2 separate regions of the Homo sapiens genome follow, and region 2 is linked to region 1. Evidence: chromatin loops called from intact Hi-C (ENCODE). Cell type or tissue: PC-3. All regions are shown on one strand. Links, peaks and the distances in the headings refer to the core of each region. The heading gives the core; the rest is flanking DNA. Region 1 overlaps LOC101928911 (a long non-coding RNA gene). Region 2 has its middle 30 kb from the start of AKIRIN2.

Evidence for each region. A loop is a pair of places that touch in the nucleus more often than their neighbours do. Peaks named below come from ENCODE experiments on the same cell type or tissue, not always from the same donor. Only the 100,000 strongest peaks of a DNase experiment are listed, where the experiment ranks them.
Region 2: a loop joins it to region 1, with 3 times the contacts of the local background. A loop is called at or near these places in 6 of 110 quality-filtered maps.

The regions. Positions count from the first base shown.
Region 1 is chr6:87,806,308-87,811,687 of GRCh38, forward strand. The region is part of intron 2 of LOC101928911 (a long non-coding RNA gene); the gene reads left to right. Among named protein-coding and RNA genes, the nearest start is that of AKIRIN2, 110 kb to the left of the region's middle. In PC-3, for the core only: no CTCF peak of the experiment used is centred there; a DNase peak (open chromatin) is centred at 2,284; H3K27ac peaks cover 1,316 bases.
Region 2 is chr6:87,729,164-87,734,543 of GRCh38, forward strand. No RefSeq gene overlaps it. Among named protein-coding and RNA genes, the nearest start is that of AKIRIN2, 30 kb to the left of the region's middle. RefSeq lists an enhancer at 2,595-2,744. In PC-3, for the core only: no CTCF peak of the experiment used is centred there; DNase peaks (open chromatin) are centred at 1,328, 2,818 and 3,218; H3K4me3 peaks cover 743 bases; H3K27ac peaks cover 4,009 bases.

The sequences.
Region 1 (5,380 bases), core at 241-5,240:
ACAGAGAGGGAACACTGTCTGGGTTCCCAGGGGCTTTCCAGGTCATTTTCTCAAGCTTGGCTGCCTTCATGGGTTTTGTGAATTACCACTGTGATTTTAGAATAAGTTCCTCCTTCCAAATAAGCTAGCTCAAGTTGATTTTTATTGTCAACCAAACAGATATTAACTGAGACACTCAGTTTCTGAAAAGCTGAAATTCTCATGGAGGCAGGGCATGTTTCTCTTGTTCAAAGGTGCAATTGAAAATATCTTAGAAAAAAATTGAAAATAATTTGTTAAAAGAGAAGGAACAGGGATATTAATAAAGAGATAGATCAAGTCATCCCTAATTGAAATTTTAACATTCTTTAGAGATATCACTGGGTTCAGAAGGATAAGCAAAACCTGGTAGGTGGGCAATCTGCCAATGGAACATAGGAGAGTCTGTCTTTTATTGCCTTATCTAATTACGTAGAGTCACTGCTTTGTTGCATTGGAGTGTGGGTGTGTGAATGCACATCATACACAGATCTTCTGGCCTAACCACTTCATTTTAGTATCATAATTTTAGTTTTTACTGAACTCTACACGGCTGTCCACATCCATCATGTTCACAGCTATATCCCCAAGGACTTTGAGCAATGTCTGGAACAGTGTGGACACTCAGTAAATATTTGCTGAACAAATAAATGATTGTTTTAAATAATCGTGGAAGAGGTTGACGAGATCAAATATTGTGTGAGTTAAAATCTTATTAAAGTTTTATTTTGATTTGTCTTTATAAAGTTCAAATTTGAAATACAATTTTCACTGAGATATAACAATTTTTTTCTCTCATCGGCAGCTCTTTCCTAGCAAGTTTCGCTCTCTCCTCCCTCTCTCTTACCCACCATCTGAAGTCTTGTTGCTGGAAGCAGTATCACCTCCTTCCTTGTCTCAGACTAATTCTTACAGAGTTTTCTCCTTTTTTTAATTCCTGGGTTCCATGTAGTTTCCTAGTGATAAGATGCCATCATTGCTTACATGCAGAGTAGCGGAAAATTAAGACAGAAAGGACGATTGAAACCAGATCATGGAGAAATTTCAGGTCCTCGTTGAAGAGTTTGGGCTTTATTTGGTGAACATTAGAATGCCCAGAAGAGTATTATAAGTTCTTCCTCTCTATGAGCTCTTCTTGTCTGGAGAAATGCAGCTTTCGGGAAGATTAATAAGGTTTCAGTGTGCAGAATGGATTGGAAACCAAGAACCAGTGGCCAAGGAGGTGGACCGATACAGACACTGAATAGCTTCTTCTGACTATGACTGTTGTAAAGGGTTGCTGGCGATTCTTCATGTATCTTTAGAGTACAGAAAAAGAGGAAGTATTATGCTTCTCTCAAGACCCCTGTGGGCTGAGCATTGTGTAGGCAAGAAACGTAAGTGGGACCTAGGAGCTTATGTAATTATAGAGTTTCTGTGTTGGTGAGGGCTTCATGCCTTCATGCTATCATTGCTGTTATTCCATCATGCTGGAATGCCATCATCCTCATTCTCCCCCACCTGAAATCCTTCTTATTCTTCAGGTTCTTTTCCTCACAGTCACCTTCCCTAATCTGCTAATTCAAATTAAGGTCCTCATCCTCTGGTCTGCCACAGAAATAATTTCTCCAATAGGCCCTTACTCTGCTATGCCTTATATTATGTCTATCTCCCACTAGAAAGTGGGTTCCAAAAGAGAAGGAACCATGGTGGACCCAACTTTGTGTGCCCCACAGTGCCCCACAGATCCATGGCTTTGCCCTTAGATGAGAATGAATTTTGTGTAGCATGTACTATGAGACATGTTTCTGAAATGAAGGCAGAGTTTTGCCTATGTTCTTGGTAGCTGAGAAACCATTAGATGAAGTATTTCATTTATGCACAGTGGTCACAACATTGCAAAAATGTAAATTATTGCAGTTAAAGGTGTGAAATCATGTACTCTGTGTTCAACACCTACCAGTTTCCAACCTACTGGGCAGCCTTCAATGACTTGCATGGCTATTCTCTTTTCTGAATGTTAACTAGACACCAAGATTATAGGGTCAACGTTTAAGTGAGTGCTTCAGAGCCGTATCCCATCTATTCAAGCTCCCTGCTTCTTGGGAGATAAAATGACATGTAATTTCATTGTGTGGGACTAGCGTGGTTTACAGTAAATGGTGTGCATGATTTGGAAAGGTTCATTAGTCAGATCTAACGACTTGACTACTCCCTTCAAAGTATGACTGATTAAGACTCATTCAGGGAAATGAATTGGTACACAGGAATGGGTTCATGACTCAGATGGTATAAATGCCTTTTACAAGTTTTTAGCAGAGGAAAGGGAGCAACAGAGGTAATGACTCTGGACTTGGGTTTACATAGTCTTTCATGTAAGTATTGTGCCTTAAAGCACTTTGTTCCTCCAACACAATCACCTGCCGCTTAAATACACCTGCCCCTTCTGGGTGGAGTGGAAATGAATGCAGACTCTAATATGAGGTTGGCTACACAGCCGAAGCCCGTTACTATACTCATTTTCCTCTTGGATTCAGAGATCCTAACTCTTTTTTTTTGTTTTTGATGGAGTTTCACTCTTGTTGCCCAGGCTGGAGTGCAATGGCGTGATCTCGGCTCACCACAACCTCTGCCTCCTGGGTTCAAGCGATTCTCCTGCATCAGCCTTCTAAGTAGCTGAGATTACAAGTACACACCACCATGCCCGGCTAATTTTTGTATTTTGTATTTTTAGTAGAGACAGGTTTCACCATGTTGGCCAGGCTGGTCTTGAACTCCTGACCTCAGGTGATCCGCCCTCCTCGGCCTCCAAAAGTGCTGGGATTACAGGCGTGAGCTACCGCACCTGGCCTGATCCTAACTCTTTTATATAAGGTGAGGAAAATGGCATTGTGCAACACTATACAACTGTTTTTGAACTCGTTTCCCAGGGCTTGAGAAATCTAAAACAGAAAAGACTCTTAAATTGCAAGGCTAAGACTGTGGAACACCCTGATAATTGGAGGCAGAGACTAGAGTTCAAAATTTCCTCCTATCTCAAGGGAAGGGAGAGGAGGGGGAGGTCTACTTTCTGTTTCTCCTGCCTGCTGTGGGAGGACTGGGCCTCTTCCTTTGTTCTCAAATCTGGGTTGTTTGGGGAAGCAGGCTATATATAATCCCAGAAAATCCCACTGTGGACTGTTTTTTGGAAGCAGTTAATGTCTGGTGCTCTCAACTATCTCACTATCATAAACACGATGGTTGTGGGCAGTTAGGTCATCTGTGGGAACAGAATAGGAGGTTGAGGGAACAGGTGTTGACCCTATCTCTGCAACTTGGCAAAGGTGGTGGTGCCTTATAGTGAGAAGACCCTCGACATTCACTTGGTTCATTTCAGCCCAAACACCATTTTGTCCTCAGTTTAACAGAACAAATGGAACAACTGCTACTGCTTTTGGAGAGCCATTACTGCCGGGATCCTGATTTAAAGTATATGCAAATGATTTTTCCCCTCTAGCTAGCTTTATTAAGGTAAAATTTACAAGTAAAAATTGTATGTTTAAGGTGTACAATGTGATGATTTGATATATGCATACATTGTGAAACGATCACCACAATCAAGCTAATTAACAACACCTCACACAATTGCTGTTTTGCTGTGTGTGAAGAGAATGCTTAAGATCTACTCAGAAAATTTTAAGTATACCATACAGTATTATTAATTCTAGTCATCATGTCTTACATTAAATCTACATAACTTATTCATCTTATAAATGAAAGTTTGTAGTCTTTGATATGGTCAAATTATTTATTCCAGAGTGCTGTAAATAATTTATGGAAGATATTAACAAATATGGTCATCATCGTATTCTAAGCATTATTAGTTCATCTATTCATGCGTGTATTCATTCAAGAATTTTTCTTTTTTTGAGACGGAGTCTTGCTCTGTCACCCAGGCTGGAGTGCAGTGGCACCATCTCGGCTCACTGCAAGCTCTGCCTCCCGGGTTCACGCCATTCTCCTGCCTCAGCCTCTGGAGTAGCTGGGACTACAGTCGCCTGCCACCAGGCCTGGCTAATTTTTTTGTATTTTTAGTAGAGACGGGGTTTCACTGTGTTAGCCAGGATGGTCTCGATCTCCTGACCTCGTGATCCGCCGCCTCGGCCTCCCAAAGCGCTGGGATTACAGGCGTGAGCCACCACGCCCGGCCTCAAGAAGTATTTTTTAAGGACCTACTGTGTGCCCAACACTCTTCTAGGTGTTGGGGATACAGTAAAGAACACATAAGGACTTAGCCCATATGAACCTTGAAGTGTACAGATTAGAAATTAAAGGCAGATGAATGGTAGTCTAGTCTGACTTATTTTACAAATGGGGAATCTGAGCCCTCTCTTCCTTTGGGAATTGTAATTGTGGATAAGAAACAGTAAGGTGGGCAGCATGTAGGTGGCATGGGGAACTCAGTCAGTAACAAAGTACAAGAAGGAGTCAAACTGAAGAATCTTTTCCTTTAGACTGAGTAAAGTTTAGAATAAATAGGAAGCATCTCCTCTTACCTGTATTGCCACCAAGTCCTTTTTCACAGCAGAAAGGGGCAAATTGTATGTTGATGTTAATACTAATGCTCGAATTATATATATATATATATGGTTTATTTGTTTTTGAGCCCAGGCTGTAGTGCAGTGGTGTGATTTCGGCTCACTGCAACCTCCGCCTCCCAGGTTCAAGCGATTGTCTTGCCTTAGCCTCCCAATAGCTGAGATTACAGGCACACGCCCCCATGCCTAGCTAATTTTTGTATTTTTAGTAGAGATGGGGTTTCACCATGTTGGCTAGGCTGGTCTAGAACTCCTGATCTCAGGTGATCTGCCCACCTTGGTCTTCAAAAGTGCTTGGATTACAGGCTTGAGCCACCATGCCTGGCCTCACATGATATTTGAATAGCATCTATTAAGTTGTTATTAGAAATATAGCTAAGTACTTTTATTTATATTATTTTATTTAATCTGCAACCATGCTATGGAATTATAATCCTCATTTTACAGATGAGGCACTGAGTCTGAGACTTTAAATAATTTGGCAAATAAATTATGAAGTCATGCCTTGGAGGCAGGGTTTCTGATGCCAAGCCCTGTGCTGTTGGCATCCTGCGGTACAATACTCCTACTACCCAGGCATTGATCAATTTATTGTCTTGACATTTTTTCAGGGCATGGCACTTTGACAGGTGCTATAACAACACATATCTCAAAAAACAGAACTTGCCTTCCAATAACCTGAGAATTGCAATAGAGTGTGATAAATGCCATGGTGTAGGTATGCCCAGGGTGTACGGGGCTCAGAGGAGGCTCATTGCCTTGATTCAGAGGTAGTCAGAGAAAACTTCCTGAAGGAAGTGATGCCT
Region 2 (5,380 bases), core at 316-5,315, 77 kb before region 1:
AAAATCCCTTCTTGCCACCACTTTCCACCCCAGCTTTGTCATTTGGCATCTGTCCACCTGAATTTATTTTAACAGTTCCAGCTTATGGTTCATAAAAGATCATAAACCAATATTATGTCCACAGATTGAGTTCTGCATATAGCATTTAAACATCTCTTCTCTAGAAAAATTACAAAAAATGCCTTAGAGTTCTGTAGGTACAAGATTTTCATTGTTTTTTTGTTTTTTTTTTGTTTTGTTTTGTTTTGTTTTTTGATTCAGTTTTATGATGTCTTTTGGAAACATGGTTTGCCCCTTGTATAGTGAACCCTTGTACATTTTTCAAAAGTCATCAAAGGACAAAGAAAGGAAAAACTGGTGAATGTGACAGAGGCACCCAGCAATGTTCTGAGGGACAGATTTCACAAGCTGCCCAAGTGGCCCAAAAGAATTTACAGGGAAGGCAGGTAAGCCCTTTAAGTTTGATTTCAAGTTGAAGATGCATTCTGGGGAGCTTTGACCATGGAAAAGGTATCTGAGGGTCTCAGTTTACTCTTCGTATCTGTAGCTGAACCTTAGATGAGAAAAGAGACAAATCTTGAGGATGTGGTAGGCAGGCAAGCTACATGAGGAGGAATAGCAGGAGATGTGGAGGAGAAACGTGACTCAGGATGTACTTGGAAGATAGATGGCTTTCAGGGAGATGGTTCCTTCATCAATGCCTGTTTCCATCACTGTCATGCAGTGTCTACCCTCTCTTATATTTTCTCACAACCAGTTTTACAAAACATCCAGAGGGAACTGACACAGCGTGTCTTTGCCAGAATACCTTCTTACACGTCTTCTTCCCCTACACCCCAGAGTTTCATATACATAAAAACATGGAACTAAGCACCATGTTTTTATGTATATGAAATCGATTGTCAGATCATTTAGCAGTGGTTATATTGAAAGTGGAGAGTGAAAAAAAGAGGTAGTGAGGGAAAAAGATATTGAATCTATCCAATCATCTTTGTAGGATATAAGAAGTCTCATGGTACAGGTATAGTCAATGTGAAACCTTAACAATGCATTAATTATAAAGCTCAAGCAGTTCTGAGATAAGATGATTTTGGTTTATGGGGATACAATAAATTTGAGTCTGCAGCATATGAAAGAATTTTCCCAGATATTGCGCTTTCTTTTTCATTTTTCTCATTTTAATCAATAGAATGTAAGGATAAAGTACAAAATGTATGGAAAGAATAAAACTTTCCTGCGTCCTCCTGACTATAAAAAGGTGAGTGAATCATCTGCTTAAACACCAACCCAGTCATTTTATCTCCTGTGTCCTTGAATGAGAAGCTGGGCTGGGCACCCCTCCAGCTGGTAAGAGGATCTTTGAGTCGCATGATAGAAGGGAGAAGTCTGAACCTGCAGCTCTCTCTTTCTCTTCCCTCTGGTTTCTGGCAGGCTTTCTGCGCAGAGACCATCCTCTGTCATGATTGTGCACACACATTTCCAGTGCAGGTCCCCTTTGCCCCATTACTGTTCTGATCAGAACCCTGAGCCTGTGTGGAGATGCCTGTAAGGACAGGCAGGTCTGGCTCATTACAAAGAAACAGGATCTTTAGGCTTCCTGGGAATGGTTCACACAGTTGGGTGGGCTCTGAGATCAAGGTGTCTGCATGATTCCTGGAAAGAGATGCAGAGTAGGCATCCCTAACCTGGGCCAGGTGCCTCAAATCATAAGATTTTAGGACAGGAATTGTGTGCTCTGGTTCTTGAGAAGAACCAGAAGAGTGAGAAAGGATGCAGTGATGCACACCAACACCTCCACAAGGGAAACACGTGAATGTGCCTGTCCTTAGGACAGGGCTTAGCCGGGCCCCCCGCGCAAAAGAAGTTCAGCAGCATGGGTAGTGGAAATCAGACAAGCAGCCCTGCCCTGCATGACAGACAGCCCAGGCTCTCCATCAGAAGCTGCAAAAGTCCTAATCACTTTCCCCACAAAGTGGACATGGAAGTCCTTCTTTTTTTTTTTTTTTTTTTTACTTTTTCTTTTTCAAATTATTCTTTCTTTTTTGAGACAGGGTCACACTCTGTGGCCCAGGCTGGAGTGCAGTGGTGCAATCATGGCTTACTGTAGCCTTGACCTCCTGGACTCAGGTGATCCTCCTACCTCAGCCTCCTGAGTGGCTGGGACTACAGGTGTGCATCACCATGCCCAGCTTTTTTTTTTGTATTTTTTAGTAGAAATGAGGTTTCACCATGTTGCCCAGGCTGGTGTCAAACTTATGGGCTCAAGTAATCCACCCACCTCATCCTCCCAAACTACTGCTGGGATTACAGGTGTGAGCCACCTTGCATTTTCTTTTTTGCCTTTTTTTTTTTTTTTTTTTTTTTTTGAGATAGGGTCTCACTCTGTCGCCCAGGCTACAGTGCAGTAGCATGATTTCAGCTCACTGCAGCCTCAGCCTCCTGGGTCTAAGTGATCCTCCCACCTCAGCAGCCTGGTATCTAGGACCATAGGTGTGTGTCACCATGCCCGGCTAATTTTTTTTATTTTTTTGTAATGACAGGGATCTCCTTGTGTTGCCCAGGTTGGTCTCACACTCCTCAGCTCAAGCGATCATCTCACTTTGGCCTCCCAAAGTGCTAGGATTCAGGGATGAGCCCACTGCACCTGGCCGAAGTCCTTTCTACTTCAGATTTCCATCATGGGTAACTGTGAAATCAGAAAGGAATTGAAATGAAGAAAACTCTGTGGCTTCCTTGGTGAAGTAAACCAGTTTGGGCTAGAGAGAGGTGAGCAGCCAATGTTACAGTAGGAACAATACTTCCTGTATCCTCTTCTGAATCATTGCGTAATAGGTTTCTGACATGTAGAAAGCCCTGAAGAAACATAGCAGGGAAGGAAGTGAATGAGCCAACTGCATTGGCTCAGTGCCCGCGGAACACCCTACTTCAAGGATAAAATTGCACCTCTGCTGCCAACAGTTCAGGCAAGGGAACCTAGACAAATAATGCTTGGAATTCAACAGAAGAACAAGCCAAAAGAGGTCTAGGCATTTTAAAAAATGACTTCTAAGATTGCTCTTTTGCTTGGCTTGTTTGCGTGCTTGCTTTAGTTCAGGTGATGAGAATAGAGAGTAAATAACCCACCTCCTTATTCTAAGTAGCATCTGTTTAAATGACACAGAGGGATGTCATCCAGGTAAAAGGGTGTGGAGCCCTGCTACCTCATACTTCCCTCCTGGCTAAATGAAAAGCCAAGGGCTGCTATAAAAAGTAATTTGTGTCCAACTCTTTGGGGAGGGAAGTATTCTCATACTGAAAATGTCATACTCCAAATTTTAACCTAGTGCTCTTTCCTGCTCTTGCTCATAAAGTGATTCACATGACTTTTAGTAGCTTTAGCTTCTTCAGAATGGAGGAACAAGCAACCAGTGATCACCTGATGGAATTACACAACATGGTTTATTTTGGAGAAAACAGAAGTCAGAGTGAGGATCATTTATTTCATCAGCTTCATAATCACAAAAGTTACCCAGGCTAAAAATGATCTTTAGTCACTCTGCCTTTTATGCATCCCCCTCTGGCTTCCAAAGTCTCATACTTAATTTTTTTTTTTTTTGAAAGCTACTTTTAACTTAAAAATTCAGGCTGGGTGCTGTGGCTCACACCTGTAATCCCAGCACTTTGAGAGGCCAAGGCGTCCGGATCACCCGAGGTTGGGAGTTCGAGACCAGCCTGACCAACATGGAGAATCCCTGTCTCTACTAAAAATACAAAGTTAGCCAGGCGTGGTGGCACATGCCTGTAATCCCAGCTACTTGGGAGGCTGAGGCAGGAGAATTGCTTGAACCCGGGAGGCAGAGGGTGCGGTGAGCTGAGATCATGCCAGGCACTCCAGCCTGGGCAACAAGAGCGAATCTCTGTCTCAAAAAAAAAAAAAAAAAAAAAATCAGCTAGGCACAGTGGCTCACACTTGTAATCCCAACACTTTGGGAGGCTGAGGCAGGAGGACCACTTGAGGCCAGAAGTTCAAGACCAGCCTGGGCAACACAGCAAGACCCCATCTCTACAAAAAATTTAAAAACAGCTCTACAAGAAATTTTAAAAATTAGCTGGGTGTGGTGGTGTGAGTCTGTAGCCCTAGCTACTTGGGAGGCTGAGGTGTGAGGATTGCTTGAGCCTAGAAGTTCAAGGCTATAGTGACCTACAAATGTGCCACTGAACTTCAGCCTGGGTGACAGAGCAAGACCTTATCTCCAAAATAAAAATGAAAATAAATAGGGCCAGGCGTGGTGGCTCACACCTGTAATCCCAGCACTTTGGGAGGCCAAGGCAGGTGGGTCACTTGAGGCCAAGAGTTCAAGACCAGCCTGGCCAACATGGTGAAACCCCATCTCTACTAAAAATACAAAACTTAACAGGGTGTGGTGGCACGTGCCTGTAATCCCAGCTACTCATGAGGCTGAGGCAGGAGAATCGCTTGAACCCGGGAGGCAGAGGTTGTAGTGAGCCAAGATTGTGCCACTGCACTCCAGCCTGGGTGTCAGAGCAAGACTTGGTCTCAAAAAATAAAATAAAATAAATAAAAATTATTTCTTCTGCCCTTACTTCTGTGTCACTTTTCTCCTCACTTAATTCTTTCCATTATTCAATAATAGAAATAGGATAGCACAAGGAGTTGAGGGGGTCTCCTGAATCAGTCAAAATATGGGAGTGAGAGGGAAATGGAAGACCCTCTTACCCCAGTGTTTTGGCTGTAATCAAGAAACCAGCATGAATCCAAATTTAATCAGTCTGGTTGTACATTACAACCAGACTGAGGTAATGATGAACACTAGTGTGGTGGTTTGACAAAGGAGACCAAAGATCAAGAATTTCAGGATCTGACAGGAGGACACTTGATCTGGCAAGATAGCTAATACTTAGGAGCTTACTGTGTGGGCACTGCTCTAATCACTTTACACATGGCAACTTATTTAACCTTCACAACAATGCAGTCAGGCATTTACCATTATTGTTGCCATTTTGCAGATAAGAAAACCCAGGCACAAACTGGTGCTTTCGTTAGACACAGAGATGCACTGTCCAGATCCTCACTGTTTAGATCCTCCTTCACAGGCTTTATAACCAGTTTCCTCAACGAGAGTGACCACTGTCCCAGTTTACTCAGTCATCTCCCGATTTTAGCATTCCTTGCCCCAGTAAACCCTCAGTTGCATACAAACCAGGATGGTTGATTGCTTCAGCCCAATCCTGCTTCCTTCCCCTGCCTTCCACAGGTGTTGATCCCTAATAAACATCTTGTACCCCAGTTATGGTTGACGGGCATTCCAGCATCAGACTATGTGTTGTTTTTGTTTTTGAGACGGGTCTCACTCTGTCACCCAGGCTGGAGTGTGGTGGT